Regions from separate parts of the Homo sapiens genome. Here region 1 is linked to region 2. A link is a contact called in ENCODE Hi-C or POLR2A ChIA-PET data. All regions are on one chromosome and are shown on one strand. The core of a region is the stretch at or near the end of the contact, and the rest is flanking DNA. Distances in the headings are between cores, read along the strand shown.

Region 1 (4,782 bases), core at 1,568-4,067, 44 kb after region 2:
ACCTAACATAACAACTACTACTGTCCTGGAAATAAGAGTTACAACAATTAACTAGGGAAATTATCTAGAAATGTAATACAGGAAAATCTCTCCAAAGTGATTCTGTTTTTCACTCAAGAAGATGCATTGTTTTCCAACAATATTGGTTGAAAAAAGATATTTAGGCGTATGCCTGTTAAAGTTGAAGGCAAAAAAAAAAATTCTTTAAATATTCAGAAAGAAAAATCCAGTCACCTCTCAGGGTTTTTTAAAAAATCAGATTTTTCTCTAAAGAGCAGTGCAATGTGGCCGGGTTTGGTGGCTCACGCCTGTAATCCCAGCACTTTGGGAGGCCGACGCGGGTGGATCACGAGGTCAGGAGATCGAGACCATCCTGGCTAACACCGTGAAACCCCGTCTCTACTAAAAATACAAAAAATTAGCCAGGCGTGGTGGCGGGCGCCTGTAGTCCCAGCTACTCAGGAGGCTGAGGCAGGAGAATGGCGTGAACCCGGAAGGCAGAGCTTGCACTGAGCCGAGATCGCACCACTGCACTCCAGCCTGGGCAACAGAGCGAGACTAAATTAGACGGCTAATTTTTTGTATTTTTAGTAGAGACGGGGTTTCACCGTGTTAGCCAGGATGGTCTCGATCTCCTGACTTCGTGATACACCCACCTCAGCCTCCCAAAGTGCTGGGATTACAGGCATGAGCCACCACGCTCAGCCTAGTTTCTATTTCTTTAAATTAACTGTGTGAAGCCAATCAAACTGCCTGTGTAGGTTAATATATAGCCTGCTGGACCCAGGGTGGGGCCCTGCTTAAAGGGTTTAAAAGAGTAGCCAATATCCCAATATCTCTCATGGTAAAGAAACATTACCTGAATCTCAGCAATCCTTTTTTCACTTTTTTTTTTCTTTTTTTGAGACGGAGTCTTGCTCTGTCGCCCAGGCTGGAGTGTAGTGGTGCATTCTCGGCTCACTGCCACCTCCACCTCCCAGGCTCAAGTATTTCTGCTGCCACAACCTCCCGAGTAGCTGGAATTATGGGAGCATGCCACCACGCCTGGCTAATTTTTGTAATTTAGTAGAGTTGGAGTTTTGCCATGTTGGCCAGGCTGGTTTCGAACTCCTGATCCACCTGTCTCGGCCTCCCAAACTGCTGGGATTACAGGTGTGTGTGCCACTGCGTCAGGACCTCTTTTTTCACTTTTAAACAACAGAATATAGAATATAATCCTAGGTTATTAGTTTTGAATTTATTTATGTATCATTCTAACATACAAATCCACTTGGAAATATCTATAAGCATGCTCACAAATTTTAATTTTATTTCTAAATGGTGGGATATGGAGGTAATTTATTGTTTTCTTCTTTCTACTTTTCTGGATATCATGTTATCACTTTGGTTAAAAAACAAAAAAAGCCCAACAACCATTTTTTTGAGCAAGAGAAATGGGAAACTTGTTTAAATTCGCATAGATTGAAGCTGGGATGGGAACTCGTATCTTCCAAACTTTAAAAACTACGAACCTGGCCGGGCATGGTGGCTCATACGTGTAATCCCAACACTTTGAGAGGCCGAGACAGGTGGATCACTTGAGGTCAGGAATTCAAGACCAGCCAGGCCAACATGGTGAAACCCTGTCTCTACTAAAAATACAAAAATTAGCTGGGCATGGTGGCACATGCTGTAATCCTAGCTACTTGGGAAGCTGAGTCAGGAGAATCGCTTGAGCCCAGGAGGTGGAGGTTGCAGTGAGTCGAGATCACACCACTGCACTCTAGCCTGGTTACAGAATGAGACTCACTCTCAAAAAACAAATAAATAGGCTGGATGCGGTGGCTTACACTGGTAATCCCAGCACTTTGGGAGGTCAGGGCGGGAGGATCACCTGAGGTCAGGAATTCGAGACCAGCCTGACCAACATGGAGAAACCCCATCTCTACTAAAAATACAAAATTAGCTGAGCGTGGTAGCACATGCCTGTAATCCCAGCTATTCAGGAGGCTGAGGCAGGAGAATTGCTTGAACCCGGGAGGCGAAGTTTGCAGTGAGCTGAGATCGCACCATCGCACTCCAGCCTGGGAGACAAGAGTGAAACTCCATCTCAAAAATAAATAAATAAATAAATAAATAGAAAGAAAAAGAAAAACTATGAACCTTACTGCTCTCTTACCTCCCATACCCTGAGGTTAAGGAACTTGAAGACTTAATATGATTAATAAATTAATATGCCAGAAATTACGATGCATTTAAAGTGCTTGACACAGTGTCCAGCAAGTAGTGCATAGATGTTCGCTGTTATAATAATGGTAATTATCTTTATTTAATACTATAATATGATATTAAAAATGTTATGATAGGCCAGGCGCAATGGCTCATGCCTGTAATCCCAGCACTTCGGGAGGCCGAGGCGGGTGGATCACCTGAGGTCAGGAGTTCAAGACCAGCCTGGCCAACATGGGGAAACCTCGCCTCTACTGAAAATGAAAAAAAAATTGGTGCTGGCAAGATGGCCGAATAGGAAAAGCTCCGGTCTGCAGCTCCCAGTGAGATCATGCAGAAGGCAGGAGATTTCTTCATTTCCAACTGAGGTACCCAGTTCATCTCACAGGGACTGGTTGGATAGTGGGTGCAGCCCACGAAGAGCGAGCCAAAGCAGGGTGGGGTGTAGCCTCACCCAGGAAGCACAGGAAGCACAAGCGGTCGGGGGATTTGCCTCCCCTAGCCAAGGGAAGCCGTGAGGGACTGTGCCGTGGCCAACAGAGCACTCTGGCCCAGATACTGTGCTTTTCACATGGTCTTTGCAACCTGCAGACCAGGAGATTCCCTCCAGTTGCCCATGCCACCAGGGCCCTGGATTTCAAGCACAAAACCGGGTGGCCGTTTGGGCAGACATTGAGCTAGCTACAGGAGTTGTTTTTTCATACCCCAGAGGCACCTGGAATGCCAGCGAGACAGAACCGTTCACTCCCCTGGAAAGGGGGCTGAAGCCTGGGAACCAAGTGTTCTAGCTCAGAGGGTCCCACCCCCACGGAGCCCAGCAAGCTAAGATCCACTGGCTTGAGATTCTCGCTGCCAGCGCAGCAGTCTGAAGTTGACCTGGGACATTCAAGCTTCGTCGGGGGAGGAGCATCCGCCATTGCTGAGGCTTGGGTAGGTGGTTTTACCCTCACAGTGTAAACAAAACCGCCAGGAAGTTCAAACTGGGTGGAGCCCACCGCAGCTCAGCAGGGCCACTGTAGCCAGACTGCCTCTCTAGATTCCTCCTCTCTGGGCAGCACATCTCTGAAAAAAAGGCAGCAGCCCCAGTCAGGGACTTACAGATAAAACCCCCATCTCCCTGGGACAGAGCACCTGAGGGAAAGGGCAGCTGTGGGTGCAGCTTCAGCAGACTCAAACGTCCCTGCCTGATGGCTCTGAAGAGAGCAGTGGACCTCCCAGCACAGCGTTCGAGCTCTGATAAGGGTCATACTGCCTCCTCAAGTGGGTCCCTGACCCCTGTGTATCCTGACTGGAAGACACCTCCCAGTAGGGGCCGACAGACACCTCATACAGGAGAGCTCTGGCTGGCATCTGGCAGGTGTCCCTCTGGGACAAAGCTTCCAGAGGAAGAAACAGGCAGCAATCTGCTGTTCTGCAGCCTCTGCTGGTGATATCCAGGCAAACAGGGTCTGGTGTGGACCTCCAGCAAACTCCAGCAGACCTGCAGCAGAGGGGCCTGACTGTTAGGAGGAAAACTAACAAACAGAAAAGAATAGCATCAACATCAACAAAGAGGATGTCCACACAAAAACCCCATCCGAAGGTCACCAACATCCAAGACCAAAGGTAGATAAATCCATGAAGATGGGGATAAACCAGCACAAAAAGGCTGAAAATTCCAAAAACCAGAATGCCTATTCTCCTCCAAAGGATCACAACTCTTTGCCAGCAAGGGAACAAATCTGGACGGAGAATGGGTTTGACGAATTGACAGAAGTAGGCTTTAGAAGATGGGTAATAACAAATTCCTCCGAGTTAAAGGAGCATGTTCTAATCCAATGCAAGGAAGCTAAGAACCTTGAAAAAAGGTTAGATGAATTGCTAACTAGAATAACTAGTTTATAGAAGAACATAAATGACCTGATGGAGCTAAAAAACACAGCACCAGAACTTCGTGAAGCATACACAAGTATCAATAGCCTAATCAATCAAGCAGAAGAAAGGATATCACAGATTGAAGATGAACTTAATGAAATAAAGTGAGAAGACAAGATTTGTTATAATTATCATTATTTAATACTATAGTATTTTCAAAGAATGAAAAGAAACAAACAAAGCCTCCAAGAAATATGGGACTATGTGAAAAGACCAAATCTACGTTTCATTGGTGTACCTGAAAGTGATGGGGAGAATGGAACCAAGTTGGAACACACTCTTCAGGATATTATGCAGGAGAACTTCCCCAACCTAGCAAGGCAGGCCAACATTCAAATTCAGGTAATACAGAGAACACCATAAAGATACTCCTCCAGAAGAGCAACCCCAAGACACACAATCGTCAAATTCACCAAGGTTGACATGAAGGAAAAAATGTTAAGGCAGCCAGAGAGAAAGGTCGGCTTACCCACAAAGGGAAAACCATCAGACTAACAGCGGATCTCTCAGCAGAAACCCTACAAGCCAGAAGAGAATGGGGGCCAATATTCAACATTCTTGAAGAATTTTCAACCAAGAATTTCATATCCAGCCAAACTGAGCTTCATAAGTGAAGAAGTAAAATCCTTTTCAGACAAGCAAATGCTGAGAGATTTTGTC
Region 2 (5,347 bases), core at 951-3,450:
GACATTCTTCACAGAATTAGAAAAAAAACTACTTTAAAATTCACATGGAACCAAAAAAGAGTCCATATAGCCAAGACAATCCTAAGCAAAAAGAACAAAGCTGGAGGCATCCAGCCACCTGAGTTCAAACTATACTACAACGCTACAGTAACCAAAACAGCATGGTACTAGTACAGAAACAGACACACAGACCAATGGGACAGCACAGAGATCTCAGAAATAAGACCACACATCTATAACCATCTGATCTTTGCCACACCTGACAAAAACTAGCAATGGGAAAAGGATTCCCTATTTAATAAATGGTGCTGGGAAAATTGGCTATCCATACACAGCAAATTGAAACTGGACCCATTCCTTATACCTTACCCAAAAATTAACTCAAGATGGATTAAAGACTTAAATGTAAAACCCAAAACTATAAAAACCCTAGAAGAAAATGTAGGCAATACCATTCAGGACATCAGCACAGGCAAAGATTTCAGGACAAAATCATCAAAAGCAATTACAACAAAAGCAGAAATTGACAAATGGGATCTGATTAAACTAAAGAGCTTCTGCACAACAAAAGAAACTATCATTAGAGTGAACAGACAGCCTACAGAACGGGAGAAAATTTTTGCAATCTAATCTATCCATTTGACAAAGCTCTAATATCCAGAATCTACAAGGAATTTAAACAAATTTGCAAGAAAAAAAAAACCCATTAAAAAGTGGGCAAAGGACATAAACAGACATTTCTCAAAATAAGACATTTATGTGGCCAACAAACATATGAAAAAATGCTCAACACCATGCATCATTAGAAAAATGCAAATCAAAACCACAAAAAGATACTATCTCATGCCAGTCAGAATGGCAATTAGTAAAGCCGTGAAACAACAGATGTTGGTGAGGCTATGAAGAAATAAGATCGCTTTTACACTGTTGGTGGGAATGTAAATTAGTTCAACCATTGTGGAAGACAGTGTGGTGAGTCCTCAAAGATCTAGAACCAGAAATACCATGTAACCCAGCAATCCCATTACTGAGTATATACTCAAAGGAATATAAATCCTTCTATTATAAAGATACATGCACGCATATGTTCATCGCAGCACTATTCACAATAGCAAAGATATGGAATCAACCCAAACGTCCATCAGTGATACACTGGATAAAGAAAATGTGGTACATATACACCACGGAATACTATGCAGCCATAAAAAGGAAAGAGATCATGTCCTTTGCAGGGACATGGATGGAGCTGGAAGCCATTATCCTCAGCAAACTAACACAGGAAGAGAAAATCAAACACCATATGTTCTCACTTATAAGTGGGAGCTAAACAATAAGAACACATGGACACAGGGAGGGGAACAACACACACTGGGGCCTGTCAGGGGGCCTGGGGGAGGGAGAGCATCAGGATAAATAGCTAATGCATGTGGGGCTTAATACCTAGGTGATGGGTTGATAGGGGCAGCAAACCACCATGGCACATGTTTACCTATGTAACAAACCTGCACATCCTACACATGTATCCTGGAACTTAAAATAAAATAAAATTAAAAAAAAAAAAAAAACCTCTCTGTGTCTCAGTTTCTTCATGTATAAATTTTGGGTTATTCCAACTAATTTTGAAATGTCATTGTGAGGATTTTGTTAAATTCAGCCAACAAATGTGGATTATGCCTATGATACCTGAGGCATTGCTCTGGGTCCTAAAGAAATAGCTGTGAGCAAAAGAGATAACATCCTTGCCCTCATGGAAGCAAGTTCCTAGTGAGAAAAGACACAGGGTAGTAACTCAGATGGCCACCTACGCTATTGAACAGCAACAAGGAAGGATAAAAGGGAGAGAGCCAAGTCGGTGGGAGGAGACAGGCAGGAGATTATAATCTTATATAAGGCTGTCAAATGGCCTGTTTGACAAGGTGACATCTAAATAGAAACCTGAAGAAGAGACGAAAACAATAGGATACATGAAGGAAGGTGTCCTGCCTGGAGGAAGCAGTGGAAAGGCTCTGAGACCAAAGTGTGCTTTATATCTGAGGAGTAGGCTCAGTGAGGTGAAGCAGAATGAAGCGGTGGAAAAGAGCAGGAGATGAAGTCTGCAGGGTCTGAAGGCTGGGTCACACAGAATCCTGTAGGCCTTTCTAAGCTCTGAGTAAAAGAGGAAGCCTTTCCTGGTTTTTGAGCGGAAGAATGACACATCACTACAGCTTTTAAAATGATCACTCTGGTTACTGTTTTGAGAACATACCACAGGAGCAAGACTACAAGCAGGAGGCTCAGTTGTGAAACGATTCTAAGAGAAAGAACAGGTCTTCTGTCCTGGACCAACATGAATTTGATGAATTAAGTAGTTGTTTCTTAATTTATTGTGAAAGCACAGCTGACATGGTTTGCTAACAGAGTGGGTGCAGCATGAGAGAAAGAGAATTTAGAATGACTCCAGAGTTTAAGCCCTAAAAGATGGAAAGATGAAATTGTTGTCCACTGAAATGAGGATGGCTCTTTTAGGGAGAAAAGCAGCAGTTCGATTTTGGGCTTGTCATATTTGAGATGTATATTAGATGTCTAAGGAAACTTGTCAAGTAGATGGTTGAATATCTGAGCATGGAACTCAGGGGAAAGGTGTGGGTTGGAAATATAAATTGAGGGTTGTCAGGAAATTGATGATATGAGATGGCCAGGGCATGAGGAGACAGAGAAGAGGCCAAGTCCAAGGGCCACTCCCAGAGGCACTCCACAGTGACCAAGTGAAAATGAGCCAACAGAGAAGCGCTTGAACCCGGGAGGCGGAGGTTGCAGTGAGCTGAGATCGCGCCACTGCACTCCAGCCTGGGTAAGAGAGTGAGACTCCATCTCAATAAAAATAAAAAAAGAAAAGAAAAGAAAAGAAAATGAGCCAAGAAAAGGAACTGAGAAGGAGAACCTAGTGAGAGAAGAGGAAAAGCAAAGACAGTGATGTTCCAGAAGCCAAGAGAAGAAACTATTTCAAGGAGGATGGAATGGTCAATTGTATCAAAAGTTGCTGATCAGTCAAGATAGGGACTGAGATCTGACCACTGGATTTGGCAAGAGAGGATACTGGTGAGCCTGACCGGTATGGTTTTGGTGGTGTGATGGGTACAAAAGACTGATCATGTTGAGTTTAAATGAGAATGAGAGAAGAGGGAGTGCAGGGTGCAAATGCAGACAACTCTCTCCAGGAGCATAAAAATTGGCACACCCCCTCCCTTTTCACCTCCTGCCGTGAGTAAAAGCTTCCTGAAGCCTCACCAGAAGATGATGTGGGTGCCATGCCTGTACAGCCTGCAGAATCATGAGCCAAATAAACCTCTTTTCTTTATAAATTACTCAGTCTCAGGTTTTCCTTTATAGCAAGGCAACATGGACTCATACAGTAGTACCCTTATAAAAGAGGCTCTGGAGAACTAGTGAGCCCTGTTAGCACATGAGGACACGGTGAAAAAGCACCATCCATAAATTAGGAAGCAAGCTCTCACCAGACGCCGAATCTGCTGGTGCCTTCAACTTGGACTTCCCAGCCTCCAGAACTATGAGCAATACATTTCTTTTGTTTATAAACCACCCTGTTTACGGTATTTTGTTATCACAGCCTGAATGGACTAAGACAAAAGGTATGAAAGTTTTCCTCCGACTGCCATTATTTTTTCAGGTAAGTTTAAAACAAGGTATCAACTGAGAGTATGGATAGGGAAGGTGTTAGAGACTTGAAGAGAGAGAAAAAGGTGCGAAACAGTCATCTAGATGACAGAGGAATGGTCATGCTTCTCAACTATCATTCATTGGAATTAACAGCACAGGTTAACAAAGAGATACTGGTGCCCAGGTCAACCTCACAAAGACTTTGATTTCGTTAGTTTGAGAGGAATTCAGGCAGCAATACGTGTTATAATTCCCACCAGTAACACTAATGACAGCCAGGGTTGAGAACCAATGGACCAACAAAATGAAGCGACATGGCCTACAACACCAATGTCCCCTTAAGAGTCATGGCCAAGAATTACGGCCTGGCGCAGTGGCTCATGCCTGTAATCCCAGCACTTTGGGAGGCCGATGTGGGCGGATTGCCTGAGGTCAGGAGTTCGAGACCAGCCTGACCAACATGGTGAAACCCTATCTCTACTAAAAATACAAAAAATGAGCGGGTCACGTTGGCAGGTGCCTGAAGCTGAGGCAGGAGAATCGCTTGAACCCAGGAGGCAGAGGCTGCACGCAGTGAACCGAGATCACGCCATAGCACTGCAGCCTGGGGGACAAAAACAAAACTCTGTCTCAAAAAAAATAAACAAAAAAGAATTAGAGTGGGACCATTCAGGATGACACTATGCTTTTCTACAGTCACACTCAGATTTGTGGAGTAGGTATGGTGTTCAAAGAGCTGGATTTAGCCAGGGCTAAATGAGATACTTGTAAAGCATATAGCATGCCCAGACATGGTAAGAGTTCAGTAAATGAAAGCTTCTACGTTTGTTTTTATCACCACCTAGGTGACACACAACATGCATGCAGCAAATAAAATCCTGTTTTTATCTCATCCAAATGATTCACCCAATCATATCATATCACAGAACTTTAGAGTCATTTGTGAATAACTAAAACCACAAATGTATATCCTTAACTATCAAGGTGGTCTTCTCCGGTTCTTTTTATTTGACACTGAGCACTGCATAAAGGGTCAGTGGACTTCCCAGAAATCACAGAAGTCACAGGTCACCCCTCCTCCCACCTACCTGCTGTCTGAATTTGATAACAACCGCTTTGTACCATTTTGTGAAGCCCCTCCATCCACATGACCTGGAGCCTGCACTTTAGTGAGCTCTGCCTTTGCAGTTCCTGCCTGGTAATCTGTCCCACTCCCTCTGAGGAGGCCCACTCCTGCTCCTAGCCCTAAGCCTGGAGCCCAGATACCTATGGAGAGATCACTGGGATGACAAGTGCCACCTCAACACCCTCTCCCCCAGTCAGGCCTGGCTGGATTCCTGCCCATGTAAAACCACCTGCTGGAAAATGACTGCAGACTCTATCCTGACCCAAACTGAGTAGGATCAAATGCCAGCAGAGAGGGGGAAGCCCGAGGGCTCACCTGTCCAGGGAGCCTCCACTGTTAGCTCTGCCCTCCCTTATGAGTGGATCCAATGCTGCCCCCGCCCCAACTGCCTGGCAGATTCTTCTTCATTCTTTTAAAGCCTTTGAGGATATCATCTCTTTTTCTGGCCTTCTCTGCCCCTGCCTCCAGCTCCCTCCACAGCTTGTGCAACTTGCTTTCCTTTGTGCCCCCTTCCACAGGCCTGGCTCTCCTCCTAGATGGAGAGCTCCTCCAGGGAGAGGCTGT

Evidence for each region. A loop is a pair of places that touch in the nucleus more often than their neighbours do. ChIA-PET counts read pairs that join two places held with the same protein, here RNA polymerase II (POLR2A). Pooled maps may share reads with other maps.
Region 1: a pooled map shows a loop between it and region 2 (3-fold over the local background). The contact joins two enhancer-like sites. A Hi-C loop is called at or near these places in 4 of 50 pooled maps. POLR2A ChIA-PET finds 5 or more read pairs at or near these places in 4 of 52 experiments (CD8-positive, alpha-beta T cell, activated CD4-positive, alpha-beta T cell, activated T-cell and 1 more).

What each region holds. Positions count from the first base shown.
Region 1 is chr3:186,907,711-186,912,492 of GRCh38, reverse strand. No RefSeq gene overlaps it. Among named protein-coding and RNA genes, the nearest start is that of ST6GAL1, 20 kb to the left of the region's middle. RefSeq lists enhancers at 2,170-2,864, 2,883-2,932, 3,003-3,102, 2,865-3,560. Within about 2 kb of position 2,817, at least 8 of the 41 ENCODE cell types and tissues checked have a DNase peak (open chromatin) inside an H3K27ac peak, as active enhancers do.
Region 2 is chr3:186,950,029-186,955,375 of GRCh38, reverse strand. The region is part of intron 1 of ST6GAL1 (ST6 beta-galactoside alpha-2,6-sialyltransferase 1); the gene reads right to left. Among named protein-coding and RNA genes, the nearest start is that of ST6GAL1, 22 kb to the right of the region's middle. Within about 2 kb of position 2,200, at least 4 of the 41 ENCODE cell types and tissues checked have a DNase peak (open chromatin) inside an H3K27ac peak, as active enhancers do.